4 separate regions of the Homo sapiens genome follow, and all the other regions are linked to region 1. The links are chromatin loops, found by intact Hi-C in ENCODE. Cell type or tissue: GM12878. All regions are shown on one strand.

Evidence for each region. Peaks named below come from ENCODE experiments on the same cell type or tissue, not always from the same donor. Only the 100,000 strongest peaks of a DNase experiment are listed, where the experiment ranks them.
Region 2: it touches region 1 in a loop (2.3-fold over the local background); 1 of 110 quality-filtered maps calls a loop at or near these places.
Region 3: it touches region 1 in a loop (6-fold over the local background); 1 of 110 quality-filtered maps calls a loop at or near these places.
Region 4: it touches region 1 in a loop (3-fold over the local background); 1 of 110 quality-filtered maps calls a loop at or near these places.

Annotation. Positions count from the first base shown.
Region 1 is chr2:44,831,728-44,836,727 of GRCh38, reverse strand. No RefSeq gene overlaps it. Among named protein-coding and RNA genes, the nearest start is that of LINC01833, 100 kb to the left of the region's middle. RefSeq lists an enhancer at 2,942-3,051. In GM12878, no CTCF peak of the experiment used is centred here; DNase peaks (open chromatin) are centred at 407, 2,887 and 3,277; H3K4me3 peaks cover 551 bases; H3K27ac peaks cover 3,308 bases.
Region 2 is chr2:44,576,195-44,581,194 of GRCh38, reverse strand. All of the region lies in intron 3 of CAMKMT (calmodulin-lysine N-methyltransferase), which reads right to left. Among named protein-coding and RNA genes, the nearest start is that of CAMKMT, 220 kb to the right of the region's middle. In GM12878, no CTCF peak of the experiment used is centred here; a DNase peak (open chromatin) is centred at 2,224; H3K4me3 peaks cover 890 bases; H3K27ac peaks cover 748 bases.
Region 3 is chr2:44,776,621-44,781,620 of GRCh38, reverse strand. No RefSeq gene overlaps it. Among named protein-coding and RNA genes, the nearest start is that of LINC01833, 160 kb to the left of the region's middle. In GM12878, a CTCF peak has its summit at 2,458; DNase peaks (open chromatin) are centred at 1,580 and 2,750; H3K4me3 peaks cover 2,557 bases; H3K27ac peaks cover 2,536 bases.
Region 4 is chr2:44,729,780-44,734,779 of GRCh38, reverse strand. The region is part of intron 7 of CAMKMT (calmodulin-lysine N-methyltransferase); the gene reads right to left. Among named protein-coding and RNA genes, the nearest start is that of LINC01833, 210 kb to the left of the region's middle. In GM12878, no CTCF peak of the experiment used is centred here; a DNase peak (open chromatin) is centred at 3,029.

The sequences.
Region 1 (5,000 bases):
AACTCTCTAGCACAGGGTTGGCCGTTTCTTGTACATCTTCTCAGCAAAAAGCGCCCAGAGACCCTAGGAACATCACAAGAGGGACCTTAGACAAGAGAATTTTACACTTTACCACAGGGAGCTGTGGGCCACCATTGAAGATGTGATCATTCAATCAACATTGATTGCCACTGTGCAGGGGGCTGCGGAAAATACAGGAAAAACCAAAGTTCACAGCTCACCATGCCAAGGGTAGGGACAGCTGAGGAGGATCATCTGGATCTATTGAGAACAAAGCACTGGAGAGAGGCTGAAAGTCACCTTACCGGGGCTGGGTGAGTCATGGGCAAAAACCTAAGTCGCATCTTCACTTATCTACACTGCTGTCATGAGCCACTGGCGAATTCAGACGTTGATTTCAGTTTTCCTCAACCTGGGCTGGGTGAGTCATGGGCAAAAACCCAAGTAGCGTCTTCACATATCTCTGCCACCATCATGAACCACTAGCAAATTCAGACATCGATTTCAGTTTTTCTCAACCCAGCGTTTCTGAAGAGGTCCATGACACTCTTAGTAATGAGTAACAGGGAAGTTATTCCAATTTTTTTTTTTTTTGAGACAGGGTCTCACTCTGTTGCCCAGGCTGGAGTGCGGTGGTGCCATCTCAGCTCACTGCAGCCTCTATCACCTGGGCTCAAGCAATCCTCCCACCTCAGCCTCCTGAGTAGCTGAAACTACAGGTGCATGCTGCCACTCCAGAGTAAATTTTTTTTTTTTTTTTTTTTGTAGAGATGAGGTTTCACCACATTACTCAGGCTGGTCTCAAACTCCTGGGCTCGCTCAAGCGATCTGCCAGCCTCGACCTCCCAAACTGTATTTCAATATTTTAAAAGCCAGGTAGAAATAATATATTTAACCACCTTAAGGAGAGTAAATAGCAAGCTTCTTTACTTTTGGCTGGAATAGAGCAAATCCAAGTGGTATTTCTTGGTGGTCAGAAGCTTGATTGGCAGTTCTGTATCTCTAATAATAATGGAAAAAGAGTTACTAAAAATGCCACTTCCCTGATGGATGACAGTATCTTTTAAAATATAGAGGTCAGGGGGTAAACTAATAAAAGGAGGGAGACAAAAAGTTAGGAAAGCAATGATCTGTACATATGGCTTTTTGTATAACTTATTTATTTGACCCAACATTACAACTAGCAGTTTTAGTAGCATGGTAATGAAGCAAATTATTTCTCAGTAGTTTTATGTAAGTAAGTGCAATTGCATAATACGTGTATCTCTTTTTATTTCCAGCTGCAACATCTCGATCCCTCCACCAATTCAGCCTGATCCTCCGAGGCCTAGAACTTGGCTGCCCATATTGTGAGTGCACATGAGCGCTCCTCCAACTGAAAGTTAATGGTGACCTGTACTCACCTGTCTGCAATGATGAATGCTCCCAGGCCCTACCTGGTGTTGACCCCTCTCTTCTCAGCTGGATCCCTTCCTGCAAGCTCAGCATCTGATAGGACCAAGTCTGATCAGCAGGTAAGCTCGCTGAGAATCAGATACAGTCCCCATTGCTATTAGCCCAGCACAGACTCTGGGCTTCCTTCCAGCCTGGATGATTCTTTCATCAGATATTTATTGCGTGACTCTTAGGAGCCAGGTACTGTGCTACGCACTATGGCTACAAGAATTAATAATTCATAATGCTCTCTTCCCCAAAAGAATCAGAGTTCTTTACACATTTGTAAAGAATTATACCACTAGCATGGTAAGAGTTCTAGTGCTAATACAGAAACAGATCGTGAGGGAGAACCTCTGACACTCTAGATTTTCAGCAAAAGTTTCACTGAGGAGGTAGTGCTGGACCCAAGGCTGAAAAATGAGTAGATGTTCACCAGCTGTCAGGGTATTAGGGGGCAGGGCAAGTTGTAGAAAGAGTCTGTGGGGAGGGAGGATTGGAAAAGATACTTAGAGAAGCAGCAATAACATGTAGCAAGGCCCAGAAGCATAGGAGAGTACAAGAAATTGGCAGGGGTCCTCAATGTTCAGTTGGGCTGTCTAGTGGGGTCTTCTAAAGAAAATACATTTATTAGATGAACTGTTCAGGTATGAGTTATTGCACTGTTGGCTGTGAATTCACTGTTAATGAGGCAACAATATATACTAAATATGGCATCTTGAAGCAAAACACACACAAAATAAGGTTATGTATTGATCTGTTGGTGAAAATGTGGCCAGAGGCTTGCAGGAACCTAACCCTATATTTCCCCTGGGAGCAATGGCTTAGTGTTTGCTAATTCAGCATTGGAGGCAACTTTATAGAACATAACTACTGCAAATAACAACAATAAACTACAAGAGGATAAAGTATTTGTGGAGTGAGATAGAGGCCCCAGGCACTTTGGAGTTAGAGTTCAAGTCCTCCAAAGCTTGCAGGAAATGACTTGGCATTAGCTACCACTTTAAATAAAGACACCAACTCTGTGGTGCCTTTGGAGACACTTACAAAAATGGTATTTATTGTTTTTTTTAAGAGTTTTTTTTCCTATAAAGGTCTTTAAAAGATAACGCCCAAGCTCTTGGCCACTGGTTCTGGTTATGGGCTCCATCTGGGTGAATCCCTACCCAGTATGTCCAGAACTAGAACCCAGCTTTGACTTGACCAGTTCCCTTCTCCCTTCCTGCCCTTTCTTGTCTCTCAGCCCAGGACCCAGTTCTCTGCCAATCTCTTTGCAGATGCCAATTGCTCATCTGCCCAGATTTCCATGTGGAACCTGCCCCTGATTTTGTTTAGTCCCTGCAACTGGCTGTGTCGCTCCAGTGCCTGTTCCACTTGATGGAGCATGTCCAGTGGCAGATTGCAACTCTCTCAAGTTGCCCCATCCTGCTACAATGGCTAAGATCATAGTTTGAGTCAGAGCTCAATGGTTGTGAGAAACAGAAACTTAAAGAAACAGATGATGACTAAAAGGACATGGAATCAGGTTACAGAAATAGAAATAAAGATATGCCTTTCAGAAACTAAAGCTGGTAATGGAGAAGCCACAAGAAGCCAAGAAGATTTCTTTCCCTCCTCCACCACCTCCCATATCTCTGTCTCTTTGCATTTCTCTTTCCTTCTTTCCATCCTCTTTCCCGCTTCTTCTCGCTTCCCATTTTTCCTCAACCTTGGCTTTTCTCGCCTGGTCTGCTTTATTCTCTTTGCAAACCATCTTGTTCCACTTCCTCTGGCCACCCTCTCCCCTCCAATTTTGTCTTGCATGTGGCTTGGGTTTTCCCTGTCATTAACTCTAACTCCCATTCTGTGAGGCCTTTCTCAAACGCCCACCACCAAATACTCTCATTTTGCATATGCAAGGGAGAATCTGATTGGCTGAACTCACCAACTTATATTAGCTTCTCTGAAATCAGGTGACCACCCCTGGTCCAATCAACTGCAGCTGGAGGGGAGGGGAAAATAACCTAAGGCAAGTCATGGCCATCTAAACCTGCCCCTGCAGAGGGACTGTGGGCAGAATTTAGTTCCCAGAAAAGGGGCCGGCCCTCCAAATATGTTATCTATGGCTATTTCATAACTAAGGCCATTTTCTGAAATAGGAGGGAGTCCTCTGGTTGGTTATTAGGGATCCTTATTAAATCATCTATATTGCTTATTGTCTAAAGGAGAGAGTGGGCAGGTCATTTATGAAACTTGATTTTGGGATTAGTTCTGTGTCCTGGGAACAAAATTTCATCCCTCTGGCCCAACCCCTCGTCTCCTCTCCTGTCTGATCTTCTCTTTCTCTCTCTCTTTTTTTTTTTTTTTTTTTTTTTTTTGAGATGGAGTTTGGCTCTGTTGCCCAGGCTAGAGTGCAGTGATGTGATCTTGGCTCACTGCAACCTCTGCCTCCTAGGTTCAAGCAATTCTTGTGCCTCAGCCTCCTGAGTAGCTGGGATTACAGGCACGTGCCAGCAAGCCTAACTAATTTTATTATTATTATTATTATTATTATTATTGTTATTATTGACGAGGTTTTGCCATGTTCGCCAGGCTGGTCGTGAGCTCCTGGTCTCAAGTTGCCCGCCTGCCTTGGTCTCCCAAAGTGCTGGGATTACAAGCGTGAGCCACCACGCCTAGGCCCTCACTGTCTTTCATCAGCACTTCAGGAAGTGTGACAAGACTGGCAACCAAGGACGATTGTCTCTTTGAGCAAGTTGAGGGTTTCCCAGGGAGTGGCTACAGAGTCCCTGCTGCACAGACAGGTCAACTAGGGAGATGGAGAGACAAGGCTGAGCAGATCTACAGGCAGGAAGAAGACGTTGGGAAGTTCTCTCCAAGTCAAGGCAGGTCAATCAGAAAAGCAGAGATTAGGGCTGGTCTGGACACAAGGTGGGATGAATGAGGGTGTCTCAAGGCTGACCTTCAGTCCTTTTCTTTCCATCAGCTGTGGCATTGCTGTTGAGCGAGGAAACTTGTCCCTCTCCTCCCATTGTTTCTGCCTCTGTCTGTATGGGGGACAGAACTTCTCTCAGCCCTCTTCCCCACTGGGGTGAGTGTTGCGAAACCATTCATGCTCCCATGTCCGGGCTCTCTCCCTACAGGGGGAGGAAAGACTGCCAGAGATGAACTGTCCCTCTACATGAGAGATTCATGACCACTTTGCTCATTCCTCTTTCACTCCCTGCCTTGCCTCTGCCTGACCATGGGGTTTGGGTAGCCCAGCTGGCTTATCTGCTCCACTTTGGAGGCATAGACAGGTTTACTGTCTTGGCTTGCTCTTTTTTTCTCTAGCAAATGTGCTTCAAATTGGCCTTTCCTAGCACCATATCCTTGGGTTCTGCGGAAAGAATAGGCAGAGATTTGGGGAAAAGGAGTAGCAGCTGACACTTTGATGGGAAGTCTAAGGCCGTGTTCTCCAGCCCTGCTTTTATCAGAGCCCTGTTTTGGGGGAAGCCAGTATTGGCCCAGAGTCTCTTCTTCTCCTATTTTTTATTTTTTTATTTTTTATTTTTTTGAGATGGAGTCTCGCTCTGTTGCCCAGGCTG
Region 2 (5,000 bases), 260 kb after region 1:
AAAGAGACAAATTCAGAAAAGGTAATCTTTGAAAATTTCTCCTTTTGATCTCATCGGAAACATACTTGCACTGCCTAGTTTGCAGACTAGCTATATTCTGACATTTGTGTAGTCAACCACAACCACAGCAAGCAGGATGGCATTTATCTTTTATAATAATACAGAGTGCTCTGTCATAAAGTAGGGTCACTGAAATGAGTAATAATCCCACCAGCATCTAAGGTACAACCAGCAGGGTCCAGGTCAACAGGCAAGCAGCCGATAATTTGCCCAACAACACTGAATTTCATCTGCCCACAGCCTCTATCTACTGATTATACAATCAATACACCTCAGATGAGAAGAGCTAACAACTGACCGGGGCAGATCAATGCTAGCAAATAAGCGCTTCATGACAAAAAGTTTGATAATTACCATTCTGAAGCCGTGTAAATGTTGTTTCTATTGTAACAACATTCATGATGATACTGCTATGATTGCACTGTTATTATAGGTTTAATGTTAGGCAATCAAGCTACAGTGGTCTAGATATCAACAAACAGCATCAAAAGAAAACATCAAATTGTCCCTATTCTTTTGACACTGTAGCTGAGAAATTTTTCTATGTTAGTGGCCCTAAATGAACAATAATAAGTGACAATTTAGTGAAAAACACTATTTTCACATCTTACAAAAGTCATGCAATATAGATTGATACAAGTATGATTATTTCTAGGACCACTTGAACCAGGGGATTAAAATAAATTCAGTCCTGTGACCATGGTTTTTCCTTCTTTCTTTTTTTTCACATACATCATTTAAAGAGGATTTATGTAAATTTTCTCTGTACTCATAATTTTTCAAGCATTAGTGCAGTCATAAGTATAGGGCACCTTGGCTTGATTTAATTATTATCGTTTCTAATTCAGCACACTTTATTTTATTTTACTTTATTTTATTTTATTTTATTTTTGAGCCCTGATTGCTAGTTCATTCTCAATCATTAGCATTTAGAAGAACTAGTCATTACTGGTTTTCAATAGCTGCTTGGGTTCCTATAAGCACTTAGAGTCTTAAAACACAGAAATGGAAAACAGACATTTCAAAGGTAGAACAAATCATGACTCCTAGAGGTAGGGTACAAGAATCCCTGGGTGCGTGGGCACTGAAGCACACAAATTCTTAACTTTCCCATTTGCTTTTTAAAAACCACAGGAATTGGGTCTAAAAAAAACTAGGACACCTCATTTCTGTAAGATGCTTGCTCATATAGAAAACTGGGAACTGATTCCAAATGAAAGGCTTTCCAAAAGAAATGGCAGTCACTTTGGACCACAATAATCATTTATACAAGGGTATGTCTGACTTTCGATTTGTGCAACACACACTTTTAATTGTCACGTCCATAAATACATCCCCCAGCTGCACCCAGGCAGCAATAAAGTTACCTGTCTAAAACTTGGTCTCCACATCCCTGAGTGGCCAAATCTCTCACTGTCTGGAGTAAATCAGCTGCCTTTCCATGTAGATAAGAGACACAGAGCCGGGGAGGGCAGCAATGCTCAAGAGTTTGTCAATAGCTCAGGAGAGAAAGGGCAAACCAAAAACCTTTTGTGGGCAGTAATGCGAGTGAGATTTTCAGCATGCTCAGAGGTTGCTGTTAAATGTCTTTTTCAACAGCATTCTCTTTCTTTCCATGCAGCTTCTACCTCGCAATAGAGTCAAAGAATGTGATGTACATTAAAATGCTTTGCCTCTCAGATGGGGTTCATTTTTATTCAGGGACAATTTTGCTGACTGACAGGTAAGCGTTTGGTGCTGAAATTGGACCTGTACAAGAGCTTTGCATTTCATTTGCTCCATTACACCAGCGCATGAATTACTGGGCTTCCATGTTGGCATCTTTCCATTACTTTTAAATACCTGACATGAGCAAAATGACTCATCTGACATTTCATGTAACAAATTTGTTCCAAAAAAAAAATAGAACATTATTATACTATTTTATATATGTGGGTACCACAACCTTCTGCCCTAATCTGACCAGAAATTGTTAAGTGTATAAATGGTAGCTGATATCAGTTTAAGAAAACACACTGCCAATGACAGCTATAAAATCTCATGGCAAAGAAATATGTCTGCTTTTCCTATTACCCACTGTCACTTCAACCTACTTCTTGAAATGTTAGCAAACTTCAGTCACAAATGGAGCTTTGTATTTTGGTTTCACTTCCACCACTGCGTAAACTTTGAGACATTATTTATTCCAATACACAATGAATCAACTTTTTCACTTTTAATCAGTGCTAACAGAGCTGAGGAGTTAAGATGCCTGTACCAAATAGTCATTTGTAGTCACAATACTACTATTTACTGACTAGTACAAAATTATTTGGTCTTCAACTTCTTCTAACTCTCACTTTCCCTTTGATTGCTTTTTGTTGCTTTTTTATTTTTAAGCAACAACTTAAAAATAATACGGACCATGACTCACAACCCTAAGATATCTCCTCATTCCAAACTTAACACCACATCCCATTACCCAATACCACATCCCATTACCCAATTTGCCTTGTAGAACTAGGAAAGTGTTTCAGTTCTTTGCTAAAGGCCAGTGTTAGCCTAGACAGCTTTGCTCCAGGCAGATTAGGAAAGAAAGAATCCTCAGTTTTATGACTCAGCCAGGAGTTTTTCCCACCTCTTCACTTAAAAATACCTCAGTAACACATTACAACCTGCCATATGAGGCTGAAGATCGCAGATCTACACTCAAATAAGGGTTTTTCTAGGTGACAGTATAACATTTCATAAAGCAGCAGCATAATTATGTGACAGCAAAATTTAAAATATCATGTTCACTGTTAGTATGAATACATCGAATTAATACAGTATTATTTCCATATGAAATTATTAGCCTCATTATTATATAATGGTATTTTCTTTAATAAATGGTCTCATATTATAAATGTTAAAGTACTTTATGTTACGGTGTATTCTTTTTAACAATGTTAATTTACCCTCAACCATTATTCCTATGCTGAATTTATATAACGTGTAGGTAATGAGAGATCACCTCCAACCCGCCTGAGCTCTCATGTGGGCCCTTCAGCTGGATCTAGAAACCAAATTGACACAAGGCAGATTTACAAGAGAAAAGCATACACATTTTATTAGTTTTACATGTACATGGGGATCTTCACAAGAGAGTGAAGTCTGAAGAAGTGGCCAAAGCAAGATGCTTTTATACTTTTTGGATGAAGAATAATAAACTTAAGAAGAAATGATAGGACAAAGGCGATCTGTCTACGGGCAATAAATTCCTAGGGGAGTCACTAGGAGATACAAGCGGGGTGTAAAACTAGTAGAAGATAAGGGTTACTTTGGAAAATATATTTAATTGGGTCCACTGCAGCCCCCTGTTCCCAGCCTCTGGTTGATAAGAGCTATTTCCTGGCTCTAGTAAAGGGAGGATCTCGTCCAAAGGAATATTCTCCCTCTCCATCTCCCTCTCCCTCTCCGTCTCCCTCTCCCTCTCTGTCTCCCTCTCCCTCTCCCTCTCTCTCCCCCTCCCCGTCCTTTCTTTCTTTCATTTTTTTTGAGACAGGGTCTCACTCTGTCTCTCAGGCTGGAGTGCAGTGGTGTGATCATAGATCACTGCAGCCTGGACCTCTCAGACTCAGATGATCCTCCCATCTCAGCCTCCCAGGTAGCTGCCACTATAGGCATGTACTACCACACCTGGCTAATTTCCATATTTTTTGTAGAGATGGGGTCTCATCATGTTGCCTAGGCTGGTCTCTAATGCCTAAACTTAAACGATCTTCCTGCCTTGGCCTCCCGAAGTGCTGAGATTACAGGCATGAGCCACAGAAGAAGCTTTATGGCTTGCTGCATGCAGGTCAGCTACCCCTTTCTGAAACTACAATTTCTCCAATGTTTTCAAAATAATTAATATGCCAGTTTGACATATTTTGGGATGGCAAGTCCTTCACTCCTTTGAAAGTTATAATTTAAAAATGAGACATTCAACAAGTTGCATCACCTTTGTCTTTATAACCCACCTGTATTTTAAAAGCATCTGGGAATTCATGGCATTTCCCTTGTACAACCAGCATCAAAGTGACTTTCCTATCCTGGGGAATTATTTAACCAGAATGCTTACAGAAGATAGTGCAGATTTGAAAAACACACATCTTTGAAGAAACGGCATTTCTTCTTTGGATAAATGGTCCAAGAAAGTAAATTTTTTAGAAATGAGCTCCTTGAAAACAGTTCCAGCATCTAACACAGGTATTCTTTCCACAAAAATGGAATGAATGAACATTCCTTGCAGTATTTTTGTTTTGTTATGATTAGTGTTGAAGCCATGGGGCTATTTAATTGTCAATAATTATCTTTTGAGTTGCATTTTTAAAACTGTGCAAGTGAGGCTATTTCTGAGCAAATGGTAGCACTCTAGCCTCCACAGCACACTTACTTTTATTTTTGACCTTTCTCTCACTAATCCTAACATGCCACTCCTCAGACCTGAATAATCTCACCAACCACACTGTCCTCACCTACTCCTGTGGTTGCTGAATGCTATCAGTGTAAGTCACAAAATCACATTGACTTTGACCACTGATCACATTCACGCTGGACCCTCATGTAATCTAACAAGCTGCTTTTATTACAACAAATTATTCTCCACCAGGAAGACTTGTCCCTGCCCTCTCATTTTTAGCAGATGACTGCTTCCCAAGTTATTGAAATATATTGAGGCTACTGAACACTATGTCTCACAACTTCTATACTCTACTTCAGATTCCCTGTGTCTTCCTTTGCTTCTGTTTCTCCTTTCTCCCACCTGTGTTCTTTCTTTTTCTTTTCTTTTTTTTTTTTTTTTTTTAGACAGAGTTTCACTCTTGTTGCCCAAGCTGGAGTGCAATGACGCAATCTCGGCTCACTGCAACCTCTGCTTCCTGGGTTCAAGCAATTCTCCTGCCTCAGCCTCCTGAGTAGCTGGGATTACAGGCATGTGC
Region 3 (5,000 bases), 55 kb after region 1:
TTACTGATCACAGATCACCATAACAATTTAATAGTGAAAAAGTAAATATTGTGAGAATTACAAAAATGTGACAGAGACATGAAGTGAGCACATGCTGTTGGAAAAATGGAGCCAATAGACTTGCTCAAAGAATTGTCACAGACCTTCAATTTGGAAAAAAAAAAAAATGCAATTATCTCCTAAGTGTGATAAAAGTATGTCTGTATTGATTAGATCAGTGAATAAAAATGGAGGAGTTTGGGCCCCCACCACTCCTCCCTTCCCCCGCAGTGGTACCTGAGGTAGCCCTGCAATGTTCAGCCTGGGGCAGAGGAAGGTGAAACATTGGGATCCACCCCAGAACCTCATGGGAGAAAGTCCCCTGCAATGTATTACATATTCTCTAGGGCCAAGCTAAATGTCTGACAACTCTCTGACAGTACCAGAGAATTCTAACTCCCTGAGGTGGCCAATATCTCTGGTCCTCATAATAGAATGTTTTTTATCTCAAATACTTCAGAAGTTAGCATGAACTGGGAATTCAAATTATGTCGTTCAGCTCTCCTATGTTACAGAAGAGGAAACTGATGTCCACAGAGATTAAGCAGCTTGCCTACAATCACCAGCTTGGTACTGGTAGAGTCCAGGCTGGACTAGGTATTCTGATTCAAGGTTCATTGTTCTTTCTCCTGTAGCCCACTTTCTCTGGTGTCCTCTCTCAGTAGCCTGAGAGTGATGTGCCTCTGTAATAGGTTCAATTTCTGAAGGGTAAATGAGGCCTGTGGTACTTGCATCCTATTTTTGTGTTTTTGAAATGTTAGTCACTATGTAACTCACCACATTTTAGGCAAAACATTGTATCAAAAGTTAAACGTAAGGACGCAGAAAAGTACCCCCAGAGAATAGATCTAGAACTGCATGAGTTATCGGTTGCTCATCACTTAGTTAACAGACTGCCCCAAATGTAGTTGCTTTAAAACACCACCATTTTTAGCTCATGTTCTGTGAGCAGGCAATTTGGGTTGAGCTCAGCTGGGCAGTTCTTCTGCTGGCTCACCTGGCCCACTCACACAGCTGCAGCCAGAGCTGCATCTCCCAGGGGCTGTTTGGTCCTCGTTTTCTGTTCACTCCCAGGAAAAAAGAGTTGAGCCTGCAATACTTTATCTGGTAAGACAAGTCTGCGACTGAGACAACCAAGCAGGCCAACCCTCGCTGTTCCTGGGAGAGCCACTGCCGTTCAGTGGCTCATGGCTGAATAATGGGGGTGACTAGGCCACATGTCTCCACTGTCTAGCAGCACAGCCTGGGTTTTTTCACATGGTAGCTGGGTTCCAAAAACATCAAGATAGGACAAACCTCAATGCACAAGTGATTTTCAAACCTCCGCTTGTACTCATGTTTACTAATGTCTCCTTGGCCAAAGCAAGCCAAGCCAAGTTCAGAATCAAGGAGTGAAGAAAGAGTCCATTTCTTGATGGAAGGAGCTGGAAAGTACTGTTGCTATTCCCCAACCCCACCAATCTACCACAAGGGTAGAGCTGGATAAATACCTACAGTATCATATTCATATTGAGATTATTGTAACCACTGATGGTTTATCTAGTCTCTTGGGGGTGAGGGTGTGTGTGAGAGGACCCAGAAGCAGCACCTGGCTGTGAGGTGAGGGAAAACCACTAACAGCTGGCAGAAATGCAAGCTGGAGACTCAAAACCTCTGTCACCCAGCCCAGAGCCGAGGTTCTCATCTTATGGGGCAGAAGGTGGGCCAACCAGGAGTATCCCTGGAGAGAGGAAAGATCTCTGGACACTCAGAAGCTGTGAGCGGCTTCATTCTCCTCCAAGCTGCTTCATACTTGCTCTCGCTTGGCATCATGAGATGCTGCTTGAGAGAGAGACAGAGGGACAGTGAGAGATCCACTCAAAATGTAGGCTGGATCAGGGATGTGGCCTCTGCTCCTAAAAATAAAGCCTGTGGAGGAAAATGAAGGCTAATGTACCTGGAGGTGGAACCATAGGTCAGGTGGGCAAAGCTTTTAAATGTACTGCCTTCTGGGTTGGGAACAGCATGGTGACATTCCCTGAAGCTCAAGGAGAGCTCGGCCATCAGAAGGCAGACTGCAGATCAAGACAGTGATGGCCTGAGCTCACTTTCCGACCTAGTCTGACAGTCACATCGTGTTCAGCTTCTACCTTTCTCACATTGGTAGGCTGCAAACCATCAAAAAGTAGAATTTCATATACAAAGCCGAGTCCTTATTCTAGATTGCACAGGTGATGCCCAGACAACAAGCCAACATTTTCAGATCCCACCGCCCAGCTTTCACCATGGACCTGGCCTGGGATGGTGCGGCCTCGGTGCCCACCGGGAAGGCAGAGTGGCCCAGCGTGGGCGGCAGAGGTGAGGGAGGGAACGCTGCTCTGAGGCCTTTTTCTTGTAGCTCCAGACAAATTAAAAACCTCCTTACCAGCCATTCATTCTGAGGAGGCCTCTTCCTTCCTCCACAGGGGGGCTGCTGTGTTGGAAGCCGATCGGATTCAGGGAGGCTGGGCCTCCCGGAGCTCTCAAGGAGGGGGAGCGGCAAGAATGGAAAGAGAGAGGCCCTAACCCTGAAGAGATTGGCAGGCAGGGAGTGGGGGCAAAGTGCAGCCCAGGTCACTGGGAAAAAAGAAATCTCAAAGTAAGGGAGTGGGGGAAAGTTCCACTTTCAGCCTAATTATGAAAGAGGCCTCGGTAGAGAGGGGCGGGGGAGCCCAAAGAAGAGAGAAAAGGGAAGTGAGATGTTGCAGAGAGCAGAAAGAGATTCTCAGGGGGCACAGGCTATTGAAGGAACGCAGGCAGGGAAAGGTGCCGCCTCTTCAAACGTGGGTCTGTTATAACTGATTTTGAGAGACCTGGAAGCATGTTCGCCTGGGACTCCCAAAGAGGGAGGGCAAAATGCCCTATTAAGGGTGGGACGAATTGATTTCCCAAAGAAGCACAGCACCATTTCCTCCAAATGCCCTCTGCAGTCCTCCTTAATCTGCCCTGGAGGCAGCAGGTGACCTCTGCACAGGCCCCTGGAGGCGCCTTTGTTCGGGGGCATTCTGCGGCCCGCCCCGCCCCCTCCCCTTGCACCTGGGCAGCAGCCTCAAAATGCACTTGTCCACCCTTGGCCGGCTCCCGTGGTGGGATGGCGGATGCCTTTGTATGTGAAAAGCCACGAGCCCTCCAACTCCTGTTTTCCCTTCGGCTTGACACATTCACTAATGTATTTCCTGTTCACTCCCAGGAGAAAAAAAGAGTGCCTGCAATACTTTATCTGGTAAGACAAGTCTGTGACTGAGACTACCAAGCGGGCCAACCCTTGCTGTTCCTGGGAGAGCCACTGCCATTCAGAAAGCTTGGCTCTGCCCTCGAATCCCCAAGTGTTCCCTGCCGGGTTCTAATCCAAGCCCTCTGAGGTTTGCTAATTTAATTGTGTAATGGTCCACACCTGAGACATTCCCTGAACTATCTTTAGGACACTACTTAGCCTAAAAGAAAGACAAATAAGAGTATTAAGACAGGGACTTAGACATTGAAAGCTTTTACCATCTCCAAAACATCTGAGTCAAGCAGAAGAAAACGGGGTGGGAGGATGAGGGGTGGCCTCAAAGTCAGAACAAGCAACAAGAAGTAAATAAAGTTCTTGCTAAGTGAGTCTGAAATATGTATTTAGCCCTTGTAAATTAAATAACACTGGTTTTTAAAGAGTGATTCTCCGAACATCTATTATTCACATCAGTAGGACAGACGGTAAGCCACTGTAAGATTTATAGAAACTAAAAGACTTCCCATGCTAAAGGTTAATGAAAGTGTAATTTGAATCATGAAATCTTTATGTGTCGGCTCAATTTACACCGAGGGCTCATTAAGGATGCGTTTGGTACAGCGGGCGGCAGGTGACGTCACATTAGTATTTAAATGGGCGGGGCCAGGCTGCTCTGCATGTAATCCTTTAAAAATATAACAGCCTCTCTCTTTCCTTCTCTGTCTCTCCAGCTGTAACAACTTCACCAACTGTCTGGGTTCCACCCCGAGGATTTCACTGAGAGAACACGTTAGAGGGAATCAGGAAGCAGAAAAAAGGTCACAAATAAGCACCTCAGGAACAATGAAAGCTTTTCTCTATGCAGCAGTGGGAGAGTTGCTAGAAAAACTGGAAAGGTATTAATCAGAAGTGGCTATAAATGCTCTGGAGTTTTGCTCTTATAAAACTCCTCAGAGAAAGTCTTGAAGGAAATGCAGGTCAAAGCCCAAAAAAGCTCTTGATCAGAGATTGCTGGAGGAAAATCTTCCCAGACGCCGTTTAATAGGCAGCAATCACCCCAGGAGTGGGGAAGCCAAGTACGCTTGAAACATGGTTGCAATTCCTAATAGGTCTTGTCACACTTAAGGCACTGCAAGCTCCATCCAACGAACAGCTGAAGCTAGCTGGCGATTCATAAAGCCAACAGTTTAAAGTTTATTATGATGAAAGCACTTAATGACAGCCATCGCTAGGGGCCCATCATTTATAAAGCTGTGCTGAGTATTAGACATGTAGCATGACCACCAATTTTATGTCACAATTGCTACCATAAAATGACCTTTGGTGATTTTTGCTGCATGTGGTGGACAGCTCTTCCTTCACATTAGTGCTCTGTGGCTTTCTTTGCAGACTATTATGCTGTCTAAAGCTTATTTGGCACTGTCGTGAGCCTCAACCCTTGCTATTACCCCGAAGGCCTGTCTTAAAAAAAAAAATCTCATGCTCTATTACGCCACTCCAATAATTTACAGTTCTTACCAGCCTTGGTTAGCGTAATATTTTAATGCAAATATGCTTTACCATTGGATTTTATTTTAAGCACACACACACACACACACACACACACACACAATTTCCCATGCTTCTGGCTAGCAAAATATCCATTTTATGGGAGTTCACTGAAATCGGCCTCTTATTCTCTGGTCAGGTCTCACTGATTGAGCACTGTTTCCTCTGGGTCAGTTAAAACATC
Region 4 (5,000 bases), 100 kb after region 1:
ATTCTGGGTCATAGTGTAAGTCTCAATAAATTTAAAATGATTCTAGTCATACAAAAAATATGTTCCCTGGCTGGGCATGGTGGCTCATCCCTGTAATCCAGCACTTTGGGAGGCTGAGGGGGTGGATCACTTGAGGTCAGAAGTTGAGACCAGCCTGGCCAATATGGTGAAACACCATCTATACTAAAAATACAAAAATTAGCCTGGCATGGTGGTGCATGCCTGTAGTCCCAGCCACTCAGGAGGCTGGAGCAGGAGAATAGCTTGAACCCAGGAGGCAGAGGTTGCAGTGAGCTGAGATTGCACCATTGCACTCCAGCCTGGGCATCACAGCGAGAACCTGTCTCAAAAATAAAAATAAAAAAAAAAAGAATGTTTCCTGACCACAATGGAATTAAACTAGAAATCAATAATCTCTGTAAAATTCTCAAATATTTGGAAAATAAATAATATACTTCTAAATAACCTGGGGTCCAAAGAATAAATGAAAACATAAACTGACAATTATTTTGCGTTGAATGAAAATACAACACATCAAAATTTATGGGATGCCACGAATGAAGTACTTAGAGGAAATTAATAGCACTAAATGGCTATTATTAGGAAAGGTCTCAATTAGTGAACTCAGTTTCTAGCTAAATATTCAAGAAAAAGAAGAGTAAGTTAAACTTGACCAGAAAAAAAAAAAGAAGTAATAAAGATTAGAGCAGAAGTGAATAAAAAGGGAAACAGAAAAATAATAGAGAAAAATCAATGAAACCAAACACTGATTCTTTGAGATCAATAAAATTGATAAACCTCTAGCCTGACTTATCAGGAAAAAAGGGAGAAGATATAAATCACCAATATCATGAATATGAGAGGTGCCATCAATACAGAGTCCATAAATATTAAGAGGATAATATTTATGCAATATTAATACAACATATCCAAAGTTGTCCATAATATACATATGAACATACATATGGCAATGCATCATGATCAAGTGGGGCTTATCTTAAGAATATAAGAAGGTTGGTTTAACATTTGAAAATTGATCAATATAATCTACTATATTAGCAAGCCAAAAAAGAAAAAACATATGATCATCTCAATAAAGGCAGAAAATGCTTCTGACAAAGATTAATGTCTGTTCCTGCTAAAAACTTTCAGCAACCTAAAAATAGAAAGGAAATTCTTTGGCCTGAAAAAGGTCATCTATGAAAAACCTATAGTTAACATCATACTTAATGGTGAAAGACCCGATGCTTTCTTCCTAACGTCAGGCATAAGAAAAGTATGTTTTCTTTCATTCTTCAACACTGCACTGGAGATTACAGTCCCTTTCTGTATAAAGAGATATACAAAAATAAGCTTCTAGAACTAATAAGTGACTTTAGTAGGATTGTGGGATACAAGATCAATGTACAAGAATCAGTTGTATTTCTTCATAAAATCAACAAATAATTGGAAGTTGGAATTTCCAATTTTATACTGTTTACAACAGCATTAAAAAACCATTCTGTTTATAATAGCATAAAAATATGAAACACTTAAAGATAATTCTGACAATGGATGAGAGAAATTAAATAAGACCTAAGTAAATGGAGGCAATTTGGTGAGCAAAGGATGAAATGATGTTTTAACAATTGAGTCTCCATTTTTTAAAAACAGAACTTCAATCTATATCTCACACCATATGCAAATATTGATGCAAAATGAATCATAAACCTAAATGTAAAACCCAAAACTATAAAACTTGTAGATGAAAATGCAGGAGAAAATCTTTGTAACCTTGAGTTAGGTAAAGATTTCTTAGACACACACAAGAGTCTTGATCCTTAAAAGAACAAATTGGTAAATCAGACTTTATTAAAATTAAAAACATTTGCACTTTGAAAGATCCTGTGAGGAGAATGAAGACGAGCTACAGGCTGGAAGAAAATGGCAAATCATATATAGTATCTGATATAAGCTTATATCCAGAATATATAAAGAACTCCCAGAGTATGTCAATGATAAGAAAAACAAGCAACCCAATTTTTTAAAAAATGAGCAAAGCATTTGAACAGACACTTCACCAGAGAAGATACGTGAATGGCAAATAAGTACATGAAAATATATTCAACATCATTAGTCCCTAGGGAAATTCAAATTAGAACTCCAAGCTGGGCATGGTGACATGTGCCTATAGTCCCAGCTACAAAACTGTTTTTTAAACAAACTGAACAGAAAATGCTTTCTGAAAAAGAGCAAGGCGCATACAAGTAGGACCCTTACCTATATAAGTTTTACCATCTAAAGCATAACATTCATGTGCGAAGACATGTAAAGGATGGTTCTACCAGACATCAAATCATGTCAACATGTTGCTTGTAATTACACTGACACCAAAGTAAAATTTATATTCTCTCCATTTTATTTCATCACAATATTAAAATCTTATTTCCATTCAAAATTCATTACAAAGTAAAATACAATTTTGTAAGCAGAAACATTACAAAATCAATAATCATTATAGAATTCTCCATGTTTTAGAAAAATCTTGGCTGGGCACTATGGCTCATGCCTGTAATCCCAGCACTTTGAAAGGCCAAGGTGGGAGGATTGCTTGAGGCCAAGAGTTTGAGACCAGCCTAAGCAACATAGTGAGACCCCTGTCTCTACAAAAAAAATAAAAAATTAGCCAGTTGTGGTGGTATGTACCTGTTGTCCTAGCTACTCAGGAGTCTGAGACAGGAGGATCACTTGAGTCCAGGAATTTGAGGTTACAGTGAGCTATGATCTTGCCACTGTACTCCAGCCTGGATGACAAAGTACGATCCTGTCTCTAATTTTAAAAATAAAGAAAAATCATAACAGCTATGGACATGCCAAACCTATGAAGTTTAACAGGTATAGTATAGCAGAAAGAATGCATGGGCTTTGTAGCTGGATAGCTCTGAGTTCAAACGCAAGGCAGTGAAGATGAGAGATGCTGAGTATCATTGCCCTCATCTGTAAAAAAGAGACAGTAAGAGTTGCATCACAGGACTCATTAAGAATTGAAAGAGATGGAGTAAATGAAACCACATTATAGGTGCTCAAGAAATATTAGTTTCCCTTCCCTTATTCTTGTACTAACTTATGTCCTTTCATTCTGGCTTTGAGTTTGGGGTTTCAATCTGAAAAACAAAACCAAGTCAATTTCTGATAGGATTTTTACCTTGTGATGCAAAACTCACACTGAAAGAATTTCTCAAACAGAGAGTCTCTGTTTCAAGTTTGTAATAAAACCTAATGTCAAATGGGTTCACCCTAATTTGTATTTCATTGCAGTGATCACAGATAACTCTCCCTATAGAGGTTTAAAGAATTTATTTTCTCATATTCTCATGTTTAGTACTTCTTTGTTTACCTTTATATTTTCAGACTCCTGGCTGTAGGGGAGTGAGTCCTGTTTTTTGTTTGTTTGTTTTCTGAGACAGAGTCTTGCTCTGTCACCCAGGGTGGAGTGCAGTGGCGCAATCTCAGCTCACTGCAACCTCTGCCCCCTGGGTTCAAGCAATTCTCCTGCCTCAGCCTCCCTAGTAGCTGAAATTACAGGCATGTGCTACCATGCCCAGCTAATTTTTGTACTTATAGTAGAGACGGGGTTTCGCCATGTTGGCCAGGCTGGTCTCAAACTTCTGGCCTCAAGTGATCCACCCGCTTCAGCCTCCCAAAGTGCTGGGATTACAGGTGTGGGCCACTGTGCCCGGCTGAGTCTTGGTTTTAAACTCTGCTGTTAAAAAGGTAGTTTCTTGTGTATTTGTGAAAGTAGTGCACTGATAGAATTCTTGATCATGCTTGCTAAATGTAATGAACTTCAAAAACAAGCTATCTTACCAGCAGTAGGGAAGGCAGCCATGTTCTTTGTATGGCTATTATAGGCATTCTTTACAGAGGATTCCAGTATCCTTTCCCACAGTTTCTTTTATGTCACTTCTCAAAGTCTATGTTGGCACAGCTCACTCTTGTAGAGGGCCATTTACAGTGTTTACAGTGTTCAAGTCATTTACAGTGTTTACCCAAACCAGTGAATCACTTCTCTTCTTTCAAATGATTTCCTATTTGCCACTTTCTCCTCCAATTTTCCTTATCTTTTATAGAGTTTTAAACTTCCATATCATAGAAGCCTCTCTAAGAAAGTGTTTTAAACACTTAGAGAAAAGGACACCATCTAAATCTGGAATTGAAAACTCAGAATGAAAGGGGATATTGATCCGTTGACTTCCTAATTTGGGAGTCGTCTGTCTATAAATGTTATTGAAGCCTCAGTGGATGCTGTGAGCAGCAGTACAATGAGGACATGTTCCTCAAGTAGCAAAATCATAATCGTCAAAAGGAACATACAGTCATATTCGGAAGACAAGACATTCAAATGAAACAAAAGAATTACCGATGGCCCTATGTAAGTAAGGTACTACCAAAGGAGTAATCACTGTGGACTGGACAAGTTGGGGAAGGTATCCTGAAGAAGGTGGAACTGCATGTGATCTTACACACAGGATCTGGATGGGGAATGAAGAAGCAAGAGGACATATCAGACAAAGCCTAAAGAAGAGGCCAGGGTTTGGAGGCTGGAATGAACACACTCACGCTTTAAGCTCCCCAAATATCCCAAGTCTTTGTTCTCAGCAGGTGACCTTACAGAAAGCCTGAGGCTATCTATCTGATACCATCTTTCTCCTCTTCTTCTTTTTCTCCTTTCCTCTTGTCTAAAAGGAAGTAGGGTCACTCTTCTCATTAAGGAGAACTTCTCCATCTGTGTGCTGGATAAAGCCACCCCTTCCTCTTCCCTAGTGGTTTTCAAACTTCGGCATACATCATAATTCTTAGATAGTCTGTTGAAATACACATTCCTGAGCTTCAACTCCAGAGTTTCCGATTCAGCAGGTCTGAGGTGGGGCCTTGGAATATGCATTTCCAACAAGTATACAACTGATGCTGGTGGTGCTGGTCAGGGGGCCACACTTTGAGAAGCCCTGATCTAGATCTTT